Linked DNA regions of Homo sapiens: region 1 is linked to region 2. A link is a loop called in an ENCODE intact Hi-C map of the cell type or tissue named here. Cell type or tissue: heart left ventricle. All regions are shown on one strand. Each heading gives the region's core, and the rest is flanking DNA. Links, peaks and the distances in the headings are about the cores only.

The links. Hi-C counts contacts between places; a loop is a spot of excess contacts. Peaks named below come from ENCODE experiments on the same cell type or tissue, not always from the same donor. Only the 100,000 strongest peaks of a DNase experiment are listed, where the experiment ranks them.
Region 1: it touches region 2 in a loop (8-fold over the local background); 3 of 110 quality-filtered maps call a loop at or near these places.

The regions. Positions count from the first base shown.
Region 1 is chr13:49,141,893-49,150,238 of GRCh38, reverse strand. It overlaps FNDC3A (fibronectin type III domain containing 3A), which reads right to left. Exons shown (of 26, transcript NM_001079673.2): 8 at 4,304-4,461. Among named protein-coding and RNA genes, the nearest start is that of MLNR, 74 kb to the left of the region's middle. In heart left ventricle, for the core only: no CTCF peak of the experiment used is centred there; no DNase peak of the experiment used is centred there; H3K4me3 peaks cover 559 bases; H3K27ac peaks cover 978 bases.
Region 2 is chr13:49,193,211-49,201,556 of GRCh38, reverse strand. FNDC3A (fibronectin type III domain containing 3A) reads right to left here. Exons shown (of 26, transcript NM_001079673.2): 20 at 4,567-4,680; 21 at 3,683-3,832; 22 at 3,292-3,575; 23 at 2,983-3,195. Among named protein-coding and RNA genes, the nearest start is that of MLNR, 23 kb to the left of the region's middle. In heart left ventricle, for the core only: no CTCF peak of the experiment used is centred there; no DNase peak of the experiment used is centred there.

The DNA.
Region 1 (8,346 bases), core at 157-8,156, 51 kb after region 2:
AGCCAGGTGCAGTGGTGCACACCTACAGTCCCAGGTACTTGGGAGGCTGACGTGGGAGGATCACTTGAGCCCAGGAGTTTGAGTCCAGCTTAGGCAACATCGCAAGATGCCATCTCTAAAACAAATAAAAAATCAGAACAGAACTAAACCACCACCTAGACTAATCAAGAGAAGAAGAAAGGGGACCCAAATAAAATCAGAAGTGGAAAAGGAGACACTACAACTGATAACACAGTTACAATCATCAGAGACTATTATGGACAACCTACACCAACAAACTGAAAAATCTGAGGAAGTGGACAAATTCCTAGATACATACTACCTACCAAGATTCAATCAGCGAGAAATAGAAAATATGAACCAACCAATAACGAGTAATGAGATTGAATCAGTAATAAAGAGTCTTCAAACAAAGAAAAGTCCAGGACCAATGGCTTCACTGACAAATTCTACCAAACTTTTAAGGAACACCAATTCTCCTCAAACTATTCCAAAAACATTGAAGAGGAGGGAATTCTCTCTAACTCATTCTACAAGGACAGCATCACTCTGGTACCAAAACCAGATACGGACACAACAAAAAAAGAAAAGTACAGACTAATCCTTGATAAACACGGACACGAAATCCTCATCAAAACACTGGCAAACTGAATTCAACAGCACATTATAAAGACAATACACCATGATCAAGTGGGATTTATACCAGGGATGCAAGGATGGCTCAACATACACAAATCAATAATGTGATACACCATATCAACATAATGAAGGACAAAAATTATATGATCATCTCAATAGATGTAGAGAAATTTTGATAAAATTCAGCATCCCTTCATAAAATCTTTCAACAAACTAGGCACTAAAGGGACATACCTCAACATAATAAAGACCACATATGACAGACCCATAGCTAACATCATACAGAAAGGGGAAAGTCTAAAAACCTTTCCTCTAAGAACTCGAACAAGACAAGGATGCCTACTCTCACCACTCCAATATGGTACTGGAAGTCCTAGCCAGAGCAACCAGCCAAGAGAAAGGAATAAAAGGTATTCAGATTAAAAAAAAAAAAAAAGTCAAATTGTCCTTCTTTGTAGATGACATGATCTTACATGTAGAAAAATCTGAAGACTCCACCAGAAAACTCTTGGATCTGATAAATAAATTCAGTAAGTTGCAGGATATAAAATCAAAATACAAAAATCAGCATCATTTCTATACACTAATAATAAACTAGCTGAGAAAGAAGCCCAAAAGGCAATCACATTTACAATAGCTACAAAAGAAAAAACACCCTAAGAATAAATCTAATATAACAGGTAGAAAGATCTCTACAAGATAAAACTATAAAACACTGATGAAAGAAATTGAAGAGAACACAAACAAATGAAAAGACATCCATTGCTCATGTATTCAAAAAATTAATACCATTAAAATGAACATACTGTCCAAAGCAATTTATATTCAATGGAATCCCTATCAAAATACCAATGTCATTTTTCACAGAAATATAAAAAGTGATCCAAAAATGTCTATGGAACCAAAAAATAGCCTGAATAGCCAACGCAATCCTAAGTAAAAAGAACAAAGCTGGAGGCATCACTCTACCTGACTTCAAAATATACTGCAAGACTATAGTAATCAAAACAGCATGGCATTGGTATAAAAATAGACACAAGAACTAAGGAACACAATAGAGAAGCCAGAAATAAATTTATAGCCAAATGACTTTTTAACAATGGTGCCAAGAACATACACTGGGGAAAGGATACCCTTCTCAATAAATGCTGCTAGGAAAATTGGATATCCACCTGCAGAAGAATGAAACTGGACTGTATCTCTCATCTTACATAAAAATAAACACAAGAAGGCTTACAGACTTAAATGTTTAAGACCTGAAACTATGAAATCCTGGAAGAAAATATAGAAGAAACACTTCAGGACACTGGTTTAAGCAAAGATTTTATGCTAAGACCCCCAAAGCACAGGCAACAACAAAAAAAAGAAAAATAGAGAAATAAACTAAAACTTTTGCACAGCAGAGGAAACAACCAACACAGTGAAGACACAACCCTCAGAAAGGGAGAGAGTATTTGCAAACTATTCATCTAACAAAAGACTAATATCCAGAATATACAAGGAATTCAACTCAACAGGAAAAACACAAATAATCCCATTAAAAGTGGACAAAGGACATGAATAGACATTTCTCCAAAGACATACAAATGGCCAACAGGTATATGAAAAAATACTCTACATCATTAGTCAGGGAAATCCAAATCAAAATTACAATGAGATCATTTTACCCTAGTTAGAATGGCTACTATTACAAAGACAAAAAAATAACAGATGCTGGTGAGGATGCAGAGAAAAAAAGCCCTTATACACTGTTGGTGGAATGTTAATTAGTACAACCAATATGGATACAAGTGTGGAGATTTCTCAAAAAATTAAAAATAGAAATATCATACAAATGAGCAATCCCACTACTGGGTATTTTTCCAAATAGGGGAAAAATCAGTATATTGAAGAGATGTGCTTTTCCCACATTTACTGCAGCACTATTGACAAGAGCAAAAATATAGATCAACCTAAGTGTCCATCAATGGATGAATGGGATAAAGAAAATGTGGTATATATACACAACAGAATATTATTTGGGTATGTAGCCGCAAACCAGCCTATTCCCTACTTTTTTTTTTTTTAAACTTAAAATCACGATTCCCTATTTCATTTCCTTCCACCAAGTCTCTCTCCTCTCCACTTTATGGACTTCTTTCCATTCCCCACCCCTTACCTCCCAGCTACTCTATTTCTCAAATCAAGGCCAGTAAATATGATGAAAAATAAATATGTTTCAAGGCTGAAAGTACATTTTAATGAACTGGGCAGTTGCAGTAGCATCCTTAGAGACCTTAATTCCTGTAGGATATGGGAGATGACTAATGCCCCCCTCGTGCTCCCTGGTCAGGCTGCAAATGGAAATAAAGCATTCCTCTTAGTAAGCAGCCATATATAACTAAAAAACAGTCATTAACATAGTAAGAAACCTTTATGTTGATAGTCCTTTATCCCCTACTTACCCCTTAGGTTTACTTGTCTCTCTTAAGAAAAATGAATAGAACACAAGGAAATCTCAATAGAGAGGAAACAGGAAATTTTTATAACCTTATGTAACTAGATGAGAGGCACCGGAGCAGTTTCACTTTCCTTTCTTCTCCTTGCCAGCTATGTTTTGAAAAAAGATAGCAACAAGGCTGATGGAGCCAGTGTTCTGTGCTAATTGTGATCATTCAAATGATTAACCATCACCTTTACAGTCTTCTTGGTGCTTAAATAATAACTAACCATTAACATTACCCTTTTTTATTAGAATAATCAACTTCTATATGAATATGGACAGAATAATTTATTTCAAAACTGTCAATCATAAATGTCACAACTTTAGCTACTGAATCTTTCTAAGGCTTCGTGGTGCGTAATATACTTTTATTTTTTTCTTGAGATGGAGTCTCACTCTGTCACTCAGGCTGGAGTGCAATGACGCGATCTTGGCTCACTGCAACTGCCACCTGCCAGGTTCAAGCGATTCTCCTGCCTCAGCGTCCTAAGTAGCTGGGACTACAGGCATGTGCCACCACCCCTGGCTAATTTTTATATTTTTAGTAAAGACGGGGTTTCACCGTGTTGGCCAGGCTGGTCTCGAACTGCTGAACTCAGGTGATCCACCCGCCTCAGCCTCCCAAAGTGCTGGGATTACAGGCGTGAGCCACCGTGCCTGGCTGTGTGTAATATACTTTTAAACCAAGGAAAGAAATACGTAAGTTTTCAAAATATGACTATAAACATACTAACATGCAAATAAATAACAGTGCTACTAAATTCATTTTACAACAGGACATGAGCTTGTACATGTAAGAATTAAATCCAGTCCTTAGAGGAGCAATGTCATACTTTATGAGTTTACAATCATGAATTGTCCATTTTTGGTCATGGGTTCTACATACTACAACTTATATTTAATGCATTAAGAATACGTGAATACTGAACCATCTATTAGGGAGCCTACTGGGAAAAAAAAAGCTGAATGTGGCCAATAAAAGTGATTATTCTGAAGGAAGGTAGACAGAAATGTGTACCAAGCTACATTTGGACCATTTACATTGAAATCACTATCATTAGCCAACTTAAAGATTCAGAATAAAAGCGTGAAGAAGGAAAAGTAGAGCAAAATTAGTAATAAGCTCTTTATAATAAACCATTAATTTACACAATGGGAGAAAGCAAAACAACAAATACCTACACATATACACTTTTGTATTTCCCATCTTTTCCAGTACTTGAGATCAGAACTTCATAACCATAGAGCTCTGGTACACTACTTTCATCTGTTTCACCATTAATGAGGCTGGAAGGTGGTGACCAGGTAAGTACTACTGTCCTTGCCTGGATGTCGGAGGCCTGTAAAAATACAACATTTAAAAGTTCTTTAAAACAACTGTAATGTATACAATGAGCAGTGAAATATCTAATGAGGTTTCAAGATTAAATAAAATGTATCTGTTTATATAGATAAAATGGCTCACAAATATAAACCTGCCCATTGCAAATAATTTGTTGTGGGTTCCACAACAAATGAGATGGGTTCCACAAAAGTTTAAAAACCAGGCCATTCAAAACTATTAGCGTAGACACCATACATAGTCAAAAGAAAAAAACTGGGATTAAAAAGACCATTGTAACATGTTTGAAAGGGTTCATTTCCTCAGCTTAGAAAATGTTTTTACAACAGGAGGATGACAAAAACTCAAGAGAAAAATGAGCAAAGGACATCGACATCCAAAGATATGTAAATATAAATGGACAACATATAAAATGATGTACGTGTGAAACTGCATTCATAAATACATGTAAATTAAAACAGAATCCCAGTTTTCATCTACTGGATAGGGGAAGATTAAAAAGCTAATACTATCTAGTGTTAAAAACTTGGAGAAATGGCACTCTCTAAGTGTGGTAACAGTATATGTAAGTTCAATCCTTGTGTATAGCAACTAGTGAATCATTATAAAATGTAAGATGTGTTTACTTTTTGATTCAGAAATTCTACATCCAGGAATTTTTTTTCAGGGTAATATCCTATAAACTTAACATATGTATACAAATATACACACTTAAGAATGTTCATTGCAGCATTATTAATGGCAAAAAACTAGAACTATAGGGCACTGACTACCTAAATGATGGTACATAACACAGCCTATGAACATATTATTCTGCAAGTGCTCAAAAAAGAACATGAGGTGGACATACATGCGCTAACATCTGAAGATTTCCTCAATATACAGGTGCTACGTAATAGGAGAAAAAAGTGAAGCTGGAAAGCAGTACATACACTGTGATTGCAGTTGAGTTAGCTTTTATAAAACTGTACAAAAATGTCTGAAAATGTACTGTACAAATGTACCAATTGTTATCTTTGGGGATTTTGTGTAAGTGTGGTGAGACGCAGAGAAAGTTGTGACAGAAAAAAACATGTGGTTTCAATTATGTTTTATATATTTTTATACTACTGGAATAATTTTATGAGTACAAGTTACTTTTGTTAAAGCGAAAAAAATCTAGAGATTAGATAAGGTTTACAGATTGGTGAGAAAGGTACCAGATTATATGTAGGCATTTATATAAAAGCTTGCTTTAAAATTATATATGTTTAACAACTACCTTAGCATTTCTAAAACCAAACTAATAACCACTAGGATGACAATTACTCCTATCTTGAATTAAAGTAAAATTAAGTAATCTCCATAAAATTGTAACATTCTGTCCTTTTCAAAGTTCTCGAAGTCTGAATAAAAAAAACTATTACTATATTTATTTTGCTTCTGTTAAATCACAGGAAATGTAATACTGTATTCACTCTAATACTGTCTTAAAGTCTTGGTACTGTGTTTCATTTACAATGAACTTAAAAATGATTCTTTGTATGATCCAGTATACAGCTGGCTATTAACTTGAAACTGAGCAGGTTTTTTTTTCTTTTTTAAAACAAACTGCTACTATACATGTATGTATACCCATAAGTGTCTCTTGATTTTATGGGATGATAATAGTTGTGTTAAACTTTGAGAACGTGAATAGGACTATGAAGGTGGGTCAGTCAAAAGCATTAACTGGCATCTACTTTATTATTATTATTATTATTAGTAGTAGTAGTAGTAGTAGCAGTAGTAGTAGTAGTAGTAGTAGTAGTAGTAGTAAAGATGGGGTCTTGCTATGTTGCCCAGGATGGTCTCGAGCTCCTGGCCTCAAGCCACCCTCCCGCCTCAGCCTCCCAAAGTGTTGGAATTACAGGTGTGAGTCACTATGCCCAGCCTGGCACCTACTTTATGAAGCTTGCTTTATCAGGATCTGTGGGGAGTACAGACAGTAGAGAAAATATTAAATAGGGAAGCACAAGATGTGTCACTAATTTGCCTGGTGATACTGAAGTCTCACCCTCTTAGGGTTCTAGGCCTCATCAACAAAATGAGTGGCTGAGTGAAATGAACTGTTTACCAGAGTTACACAAATAAAGTATTTTTAAAAGTCTTTTATTTGGAAATAAATTTAGGTTTAAAGAAAAGTTGGGAAGATAGTATGGAATCCCTGTCTATCCTTTACCCAGCTTCCCCTAATGTTAAAATCCTATATAACCATGCATTTTTGTCAAAACTATTAATATTGGTAAATACTATTAACTAAGCTTTTAACTATACTTTTAACTAAACAGACTTCCAGAATACTATGTTGAATTTAGCAAACATAGTTTTAAAAATAAATTAAAAAAATTTTAAAATGCTAATTTCAACTTAAAAAATATTATTATTATTTTTTTATTGAGACTGGGTCTTACTATTGTTGCTTGGGCTGGTTGCGAACTCCTAGGCTCAAGCGATCCTCCTGCCCCGGCCTCCTAAAGTATTGGGATTAGAGGTGTGAGCCACTGCACTGGGCCAATTTCAACTTTTTCAATTTCTGCTTTTCCAGAAAATCTTTTAGTACTAACTCATTCTATTAAAAAGATCTTATGGCTGGGCACAGGGGCTCATGCCTGTAATCCCAGCACTTTGGGAGGCCGAGGTGGGCAGATCACCTGAGGTTAAGAGTTCAAGACCAGCCTGGCCAACATGGTGGAACCCTATCTCTACTAAAAATACAAAAATTATCTGGACGTGGTGGTGTATGCCTGTAATCCCAGCTACTCAGGAGACTGAGACCCAAGAATCACTTGAACCTGGGAGGCAGAGGTTGCAGCAAGCTGAAATCATGCCACTGCACTCCAGCCCTCCAGCCTGGGTGAAAGAGCAAGACTCTGTCTCAAAAAGAAAAAGCTATCTTATTACTTGCACTTATATGTTAAGTCACAGAAAGAGTGACTACATTGGGATAAGATGTGGAAAACTTCATAAGTGAATTTTGAATTGAATCTTAAAGAACTTGGATGAGATAAAATTTGGTAGAAAGAGGTGGGTAATTAGTACAGGAATGAGTATTTATATTCCAAAGCTTATAACTGAAATCTGGTAGTCCAAGGCATGTTCATATGTATTTTTAAAATCTTCTAAAAATGCTGTTTTCTGTTGCTGGTTTCAGGTGAATTATAGAGTTGCATAGAAGAAAAAGAGATGGACTCCCACATAGATACCACAAAATTCCTGTGTGAAGACTGAGGTAGTAATTGTGTGTGTATGTGGAGTGGTAGGGGACAGTGGGGAGAGTGGATCCTATAAACTTATAGTGAAATAATAAAGCTGGAGTACTAATCTAGCATGGGGAGAATGAAAGGTAAAGAAGAAATGTAAGATGATACTGTAACCCAGGAAAACCTGGATGGGTAAGTGTTTACCGACGGAAACAATGAAAGGAAACAGAAACGAAAGAGATCTAACCCAATTCCTTCTTCATTTTACAGGAATGAAGAACGTGATAAAATAGTATAGACAAGCAGATTAAGAATTTGGTTTTCTAAAGTTGCTAGTGAAACATTCAAACTTGGGTATTCTTTAGCGTGCCTCAGGAGATACAGTTCTACATGAACAGATTAGTAATTAGGATCGAAAATATAGATTTGGAAGTAATTTGAACTCTATTTGTATGCTAATGTTAGAAGTAAAATTTGCTTTTATATCCATATCACTTGATTCTTACAACTACCACCTAAAGTAGGCAAAATAGGCTTAACTATCTTCATTTTGTGAAAGGAGCATATTCAGAAAGATTAAGTAACTTGTCTAGAGGTCACAGAACCATTGACTAGGACCTGAATAATTCAGTTATTTTCCTACTACTCAATGATCCCACTCT
Region 2 (8,346 bases), core at 79-8,078:
TTTCATGTCCGACCATAACTGTTTCTTCTCAGGCTTCCGGTTTAGCTTTGTTTCTGAATACTGTTTTGTTAATGTACATTTTAAAAGATGCTCAGAACATCACAATTTTCATTACAAATTATTTCTAACTAAAGTCATATTGATAAAATTTGCCAAGTATGGCATAGAGACCTGAGCTATGAGATTAAGTTTCTATTTTAATCTTCCTTGTCTTTATCTGGAAAAAAGAGAATTCTCAATTCCCAGGCAGATTTTTAGTTGACTTGGTGACGTTTTTTTAGAGATTTACAAAAGCAGTATGATAATATAAAATTTCCAATACATTACCCACTTGAACTGTTCAATGAAGTTGAATATCATACATATTTCTCCTAATATGTTATCTATAAGTTGAATGCATCCCATTATTTTTGATTGGATGTTTCTAAAATTTTTGGAAATTAGAGAATGAATAATGAATGCTTATTCAATGCTAACAGTCTGAAAATTGTAGCCAAGTTAAAAATAAAGAAATATTTAATGACAGGAAGAAACAGTACTTCCAATAAGCAGTAATTGGATAAGCCTTGCCTTTTCAACCTCTAAATTTTTTTTTAATGACAGGAAAAAAAAATAGTGGTAATACCACTGTTTAAAAAAGCTGAACAATGACAAAATCTGGATCAGGGAACAACTAAAGTATCATTATGATACCATCCCACAGCAAGTGTATATAGTTGTGAAAATCAAAGGGAATGAAAGTAATCAAAGATATTAAATTGATTTAATTTATTAAATGTGTGCATTAAACTTAACAGTATCATAAAAGGTTTTAATTTCTTTATTTTCCACAACCAAAGGCCATGAGCCATATTCATACCCCATAACAATTCTCTAGATGCTAGCTGAATATTAAGTTGGAAGTTCTATAATAGAATTTATATCTAATAGAATCTTTATTCTATTATCTTTCAACCAAACACTAATTAGACCTGTTTCCAGTAAGCCTTCTTGCACTACCCCAAATGTATGCTAGAAAGGGGAGGAAAAAAATTTAAACAATTAATTTGTCCAGTAATAATAACATATATTAAAGATAAATGGCTATACCAAAAACCTGTACAAGGCAAATAATCTCTTTGTAGAGATAAGGCTACAAAGATTACATAAAATTCTGCCAAGAACAAAGGCTAACATTCATCGATACAGATTTTAGGAAATGATCACGTTTGTTCTGTGTAATGTTCTTACTGGTGATATACTAGTATACAAAATTATTCCATATGTTATTTTAAATGTATAAGTATTTCTGATAGAGAGTGGTTATGTACAAGCACCATGAATATTTCATTGTTGAATACCTGGCTAAGATACAAACAACACAGAAAAGTAAATCTTGGGAAAAACTGTTACTAGTATTCTGAGTCCATCAGATTTGGAAATTGTTTCTAATATATTCAGTGAAAAGTAGAAAAGCAAAATTCAAAATTCTTAAAATATTAAAGGATTAACAGCTGTGGGAGGTATGTGGCATTGCTTATATGGAATATAATGTGAATAAATAGCCCTAGTTGGCATTAGAATGACTGTTACAAATATTCAGAGTTAACACTGTAATTAAAATACATGATTTAGTGTGGCAGTATATGGCACATTATATAGGAATAGTACAACATGTACATGAAGATGTGAAAGAGGCACAGAAAGAACCTGAATGAAATTAGGTTCTTTCTAATTCAAAGATTAGCAAAGATTAGCAACAGTGATTAGCAAAGGGACTAGATAATTAATCACAGAATCTAACTGAGATCACACAGTGAAAAACTGAACTGTATTCATTTAGCGTGCAGGCCCTGTGTCAGGAATCTGGAAAAGACTGAAACATAATCTCTGCCCTCAAGGATCTCAGAGGCCAGGAACGATCATAATCATTTACTATAAAATTGTTTCAGGGCCGGGTGCAGTGGCTCACGCCTGTAATCCCAGCACTTTGGGAGGTCGAGGCAGGTGGATCGGGAGGTCAGGAGATGGAGACCATCCTGGCCAACATGGTGAAACTCCGCCTCTACTAAAATACAAAAAATTAGCCGGGCGTGGTGGTGCGCACCTGTAGTCCCAGCTACTTGGGAGGCTGAGGCAGGGGAATTGTTTGAACCTGAGAGGCGGAGATTGCAGTGAGCCGAGATCGCGTCACTGCACTCCAGCCTGGTGAGAGTGAGACTCCGTCTCAAAAAAAAAAAAAAAAAAAATTGTTTCGGTCAGGCACAGTGGCTCATGAGTTGTAATCTCAGCACTCAGTGAGGCTGAGCGGGGAGGACCACTTGAGCCCAGGAGTTCGAGACCAGTGTGAGCGACATGGTGAAACCCCATCTCTACTAAAAATACAAAAATTAGCCAGGTGTAGTGGCCCACGCCTGTGGTCACAGATACTTGGGGAGCTGAGGTGGGAGGATGGCTCCAGCCCTGGAGGCAGAGGTTGCAATGAGCCAAGATAGTGCCACTGGAGGCCAGCCTGGGTGACAGAGCAAGACCTTGTCTTAAAAAAAAAAAATTGTGTCCTGCTAGAAATAAACACTGAAGAGTTTATTTTGTATCTAAGATTAGGTGTCTTTTACTATCATGAAAACAGTAAATGGATTACAGAAAACAACCAAACAGTAGCCCACTTATTTTTTTCTCTTGGTATTCCACTCACAAATTATAAACAGGAAATGTACATTGTGTTTTCTAACGTTTTAAAAACAGCACACTTTTGTATGACAATCTTGACTTCGTTTTTGAAAACTTACTTCATTAAAATAAATTTTTTTTAGAGACAAGGTCTCACTGTCTTGCCCAGGCTGGTCTTGCACTCCTGGGCTCAAGCAATTCGCCTGCCTCAGCCTCCCAAAGTGCTGAGATTACAGGTGTCAGCCACCACACCTGGCCTACTTCTAATAGTTACAGAAATGTATATACTTAAGACCTAAGAAACTATATAAAGAAGCAATTAAAAAAACCTACCGTCCATTCTTATCCTCCATCTGAAGGTGGTACTGAATAGAATCGGTTGACAATGTCTTTGGAGTTCCTTCTCCCCATTTCAGCTTAAGGTTCTGGTGGCTAAAGGCAACACATTCCAGACGAGGTGGATCAGGAGGGAGAGGCTTAGTTTTTAATTTTATCATATGGCTGAAAGGACCAGCTCCAAGGCTATTCAAGGCTTGAATTCGTATTCTAAGTGCCACATAAGAAAAAAAGTTTGGTTATGATTGTTTTATTTAAAGCGTCTCTCTGGTCTAGGCAAAAATCAACATAATTTTTAGAGTATACCTGTATGTTGTATCTGGTTGCAAATTGTTGATAATATAGCTTGTAACCTTTCCCACTGTTAGGGATTGTTTATCTCCAAAGTCTATGCTGTAGGCAAGGATTTCCGAACCATGATCACAAGGCTTTTCCCAGCTTATTGCAAGGCATGTAGAAGGTGAATAATGGGGATTTTCTATCTCATCATCGCTTATTTCTTGAAGACAGGTCACAATGCCAGGAACTGATGGTGGAGTCACACAGGCTACTACTTCACTGAAAGGGCCTGCACCCACAACACTCAGAGCCTACAAATTAACAGAGCCTCCGAGTTAACAAAGTCATGACCATGAAAATGCCAATGAAATATAAAACTCTGGATAGAGTTAAGTGACAAGGTACTGATCATCTTTACCTGGACCCTGCAATAATAGGTAGTTGCTGGTGAAAGTCCTTTTATTTCATAACTGAGACCAGGCCCACAGTAACATATCTGCATACTTCCTTCAACTCCTCCCCACTCCAGTCGATATTCAGTGACATCTGTTCCATTACTCAAAGGAACCTTTAAATTAAGAAAAGGATAAAGGTCTTAGTCTTGATGTTGATTAAATAGCTTTTGGCCAAAAATGCTCTTTACCTGAGCACATGTAAAACTAGATTGCTTTTGAGTTTCTTTAAAACTTTTAAGCACAATCAAAACTGTTCAATTTTACATTTTTTATTCATTAAGATTATCTGAATTTAAGATTGGTCAAATATATAACTGTTTTGAATTAGAAGTAGAAATATGACTAAGTCACTTTAGAAAGAGTGTTTTAAGGTAAATATGTTTCAAGATAATTCTATTAATATGAAATGTTAAAAGCATACACACATTTTGTTAAATTTCAAAGGGAACTGAAAATATAATAATTATCATCACTGATTATTACTATCCACAATAAGTACACTGGAGATGTGTACTGGATAAATATAAGAGAAATAGAATTTACTAATTCCTGTGTATGTCTATTCTGAACATTAAACTTACAGTGGCTGAAATATCTCAGTACTGAGACAAAGCCATTCATAAAAATACAAAGCACATAATGAACAGGAATCTAAATATTTGTAATGCAAATATACCTTACTCAAATTCTTCAAAGAGGAAAAAGAAGTCACTGTTTTTCATGTGAATTAAACTAGGGCTTACTCTGTATAATATAGGCGGTAAAAATGAACAGTATCTTTATTCTTTTATATAAACTATTCTATTCACTTAAGAAAGTAGATACAAGTCAATGGAAATTACAATACCTCCCAATTCACTTGTGCACAAGTTGCAGATCTACATGTCACTTGAGGGGGCTTGCACTGATCTGGTGGCCCAGGGGCTGTAGTAATATCACATTTTTCTGAAAATGGTCCAAACTAGAAAAACAAATGTAACTAGTGTTTTTATTTTTCACCCTTAAATGTCCACTGATTGCACAGAACTGCATATTTAAAGATTCATTAATAAAGTCTTTTCCCTGTGTTTCAAGATTAATTTGGTCATAATTCTATAAGTATTCACATTAACTAAAAAGACTTAAAAATCATGAAAGTAAAGGTGTGAGAAATTTTAAAGTTTCATTTACCTATACTTTCTTCTGCCCCTTATTTCTTCAGGAAATGGTTTTTGTAAGAAGGGCAGGACATTAGGGAATGAGGTCGGTGGAATAATTCAGGAGAAATATAAGGAGTGAAGAAATTGATACTAATTAAAGGTACGGGAGATGGTAGGTGTAAATTATTATTTTTAATTTTTTAATACTTCACGAATCTTTCTTAGGCATATTCCATATCAAATTTTACCAACATTCTGTTCTATAAATTTGTTTATTTTGTAACAGAATTTGATTTTTCTGTTCCATGCTAAAAAGCTCACTTTCTCATAATTACTTTTAACATACATTACCCGGAATATAAAAAATTTTATTCAGTATTGGCAAATTCCTTCCCCGACACATAGGAGAACAATTACAGAAATTTCTTGTCATCAATTTTTCAAAGCTCATTAGCAAAAGAAAAGCCCCAATACACTGGTATTTTCACTTAACAGTGGCGCATCATTATAATGGTCAGAAGTAAACCTACTTGTTACTGCACTGTATCAGGCAGTTTTGCCAAATGCCCATCTTTAAGAGCTAGCTCAACTTCTTTTTTTTTTTTTTTTTTTTTTTTTGAGACAAGGTCTGGCTGGCTCCATCACCTAGACTGCAGGAGTGCAGTGGTGCAAACATGGCTCACTGCACCCTCGACTTCCTGGGCTCAAGCCATCCTCCCACCTCAGCCTCCTGAGTAGCTGGGACTACGGGTGTGCACTACCATGCTGGGCTAATTTTTCTACTTTTTACAGAGACAGGGTTTCACCATGTTGCCCAGGCTGGTCTCAGACTCCTGGGCACAAGTGGTCCTCCTGTCTCAGAGGGAGGACTGCTTGAGCCAAAGTGCTGGGATTACAGGCATGAGCCACTGGGCCCAGCCAGCTACGAAAACTCTAAGAAACTCAACTTCTCAGAAAATTCTATGGAAACATTCAGTTGTTAACAAATATTTAATATTAAAATTATTCCAAGTTATTTATTTTTAATTTAGGAAAAAACATGTATTAATCACCAATAAAAATGTTAATAAATAACGACTTACCAAAGGGTAGGGATTTTAAAAATATCAAGTTTCATGAATATTGGTAAAAAACCTTAAGAAGGTGAAACCAACTATTCAATGTAACCATTAGGCCCTAAAAATAACAGTATAATACTTTAAAAATAAAATTTTAAAAAGTTTTTCCAAAAGAAAATAGTTCACTCCTTGACCATACTTATTCAGAGTATCAGTGACTTCAGATAATGTTAAGTCCTTCATTTTTCCTCCAAATCCGATTGCACAGGGAATATACACCATTTTGTATCATCACAATGTCATTAATACCTCAGGCTAATATTGTGAACGTAACTGTTTTATAAAAAAGTAAAAAATCAAGGCTACTATATATGGCAAACAGAAACAAACGTAAATGTTTCCTTTTGTTTACAGCACTGATTTTAGCTAGACTTTAAATGAAGGTCATCAACTCTCCTGAAATAACCTCAACCTCTGGCCATAAATCTACAGTATAAATATGATGAATAAAGTTAAACTATATACTAATCAATTATAACAACTAATACGGCTCTTGAAAACCAATCTTATAATAAAAGTATTATTTGATATGGTGAGAAAATACAGACAAATCTGCACAATCTAACATCTATAAAGGGCAAAATCAAAACTCCAACTTCCTTATAGAAACTATTTCATCTGTATAATTATAAATGTTAAGGAATCTTGCATTTTATAAACAGAAGATAGGCTCACTTTAATTATATCAACTTTAAAATTTATATTAATAAGTTTAAAAAATCTTTCCATAAAACTTTATATAGTTTAAAGCTATATACCAATCTATAAATCTCAGAAAATGGGAAAAAAAAGAAACCTTTTATACTATCATATGTATAAAACAAGAAGTAGACTGTGATTTTGTTTAAGGCAATGCTGGGCTATTTCACAAATCACCACTTCAAATATTTGCACTGCTCAACACTACCAGTTTCTATCATATTCACGATTAAAAAAAAATCAAATGTTTAAAGTCTTCAGTAAACTCCTTATTCACATTTCCATTATATTTCATGGACTCATAGTAACTATATCCTGTTAGAAGCAATGAAAAAAAACAAACAAACCTGTAGCTATAGGAAACTGCTAGAGAATATGCTTTACTCTCACATGAATACCACCCAAAAATCCCAGATGGCAAGTTTACAAGGCAGAGCAAAATGGTGATATAATGCGCCTGCTTTGTGAAAAGTAATCTTGAAACCATCTTGAAAATAAATATTTCATGTAAAAATCAATGAACTATGGCAGATAGTTTTATTAGTAGTTCAAAAGTTCCTAATTTAAAACAATAAATTTGAAAACCCAATCAATTTTAAAATTCCAAATATGTTATTATTTTTTTGAGAAAAAGCCTGTTGCCCAGGCTGGAGTTCAGTGGCACAATCTCAGCTCACTGCAACCTCCACCTCCTGGGTTCAAGCGATTCTTGTGCCTCAGCCTCCTGAGTAGCTGGGACTACAGGTGTGGGTACCACCAAGCCCAGCTAATTTTTGTATTTTTAGTAGATATGGGGTTTCCCGATGTTGGCCAGGCTGGTCCCGAACTCCTGGCCTGAAGTGATCTGCCAGCCTCGGCCTCCCCAAGTATTGGGATTACAGGTGTGAGCTACTGTGCCTAGCCAAAATTCCAAATATAAATCTGTCATTTAATAGTTTTTTGTTTTTAATTGCTTTTTTTTTTGAGACAGAGTCTCACTCTGTCGCCCAGGCTGGATGTAGTGGCATGATTTCAGCTCACTGTAACCTCCGCCTCCCAGGTTCAAGTGATTTTCCTGCCTCAGCCTCCAGAGCAGCTGGGATTACAGGCACACGCCACTATGCCCAGCTAAGTTTTGCATTTTTAGCAGAGAAGGGGTTTCACCATGTCGGTCAGGCTGGTCTCGAACTCCTGACCTCAAGTGACCCACCCACCTTGGCCTCCCAAAGTGCTGGGATTACATGCATTTACCACCATGCCTGGCCAATATGTCATTTAATAGTATAGACTTACAGACTGCTAGTGGCAGCAAATGATTTACAATAATAAGTATATATAAAAGGTCAGGTGCAGAGGCTCATGCCTGTAATCCCACCTCTTTGGGAGGCTAAGGTGGGGGAATCACTTGAGCCCGAGAGTTTGAGACCAACCTGGGAAACATAAGGGGACCCCCATCTCTATAAAAAAGTAAAAAATCAGCCTGGTATGGTGGTGTGCACCTATAGTCCCTGCTACTCAGGAGGCTGAGGCAGGAGGATCGCTTAAGCCTGGGAGGTTGAGGTTGCAGTGAGCCATGATCATACCCCTGCTCTCCAGCCTGGGTGACAGATACCCTGTCTCAAAAAAAAAGTCTGTCTATCTGTCTATACACACACATACATACAAAGGTATCTACAAATAAAGAGTACTGTT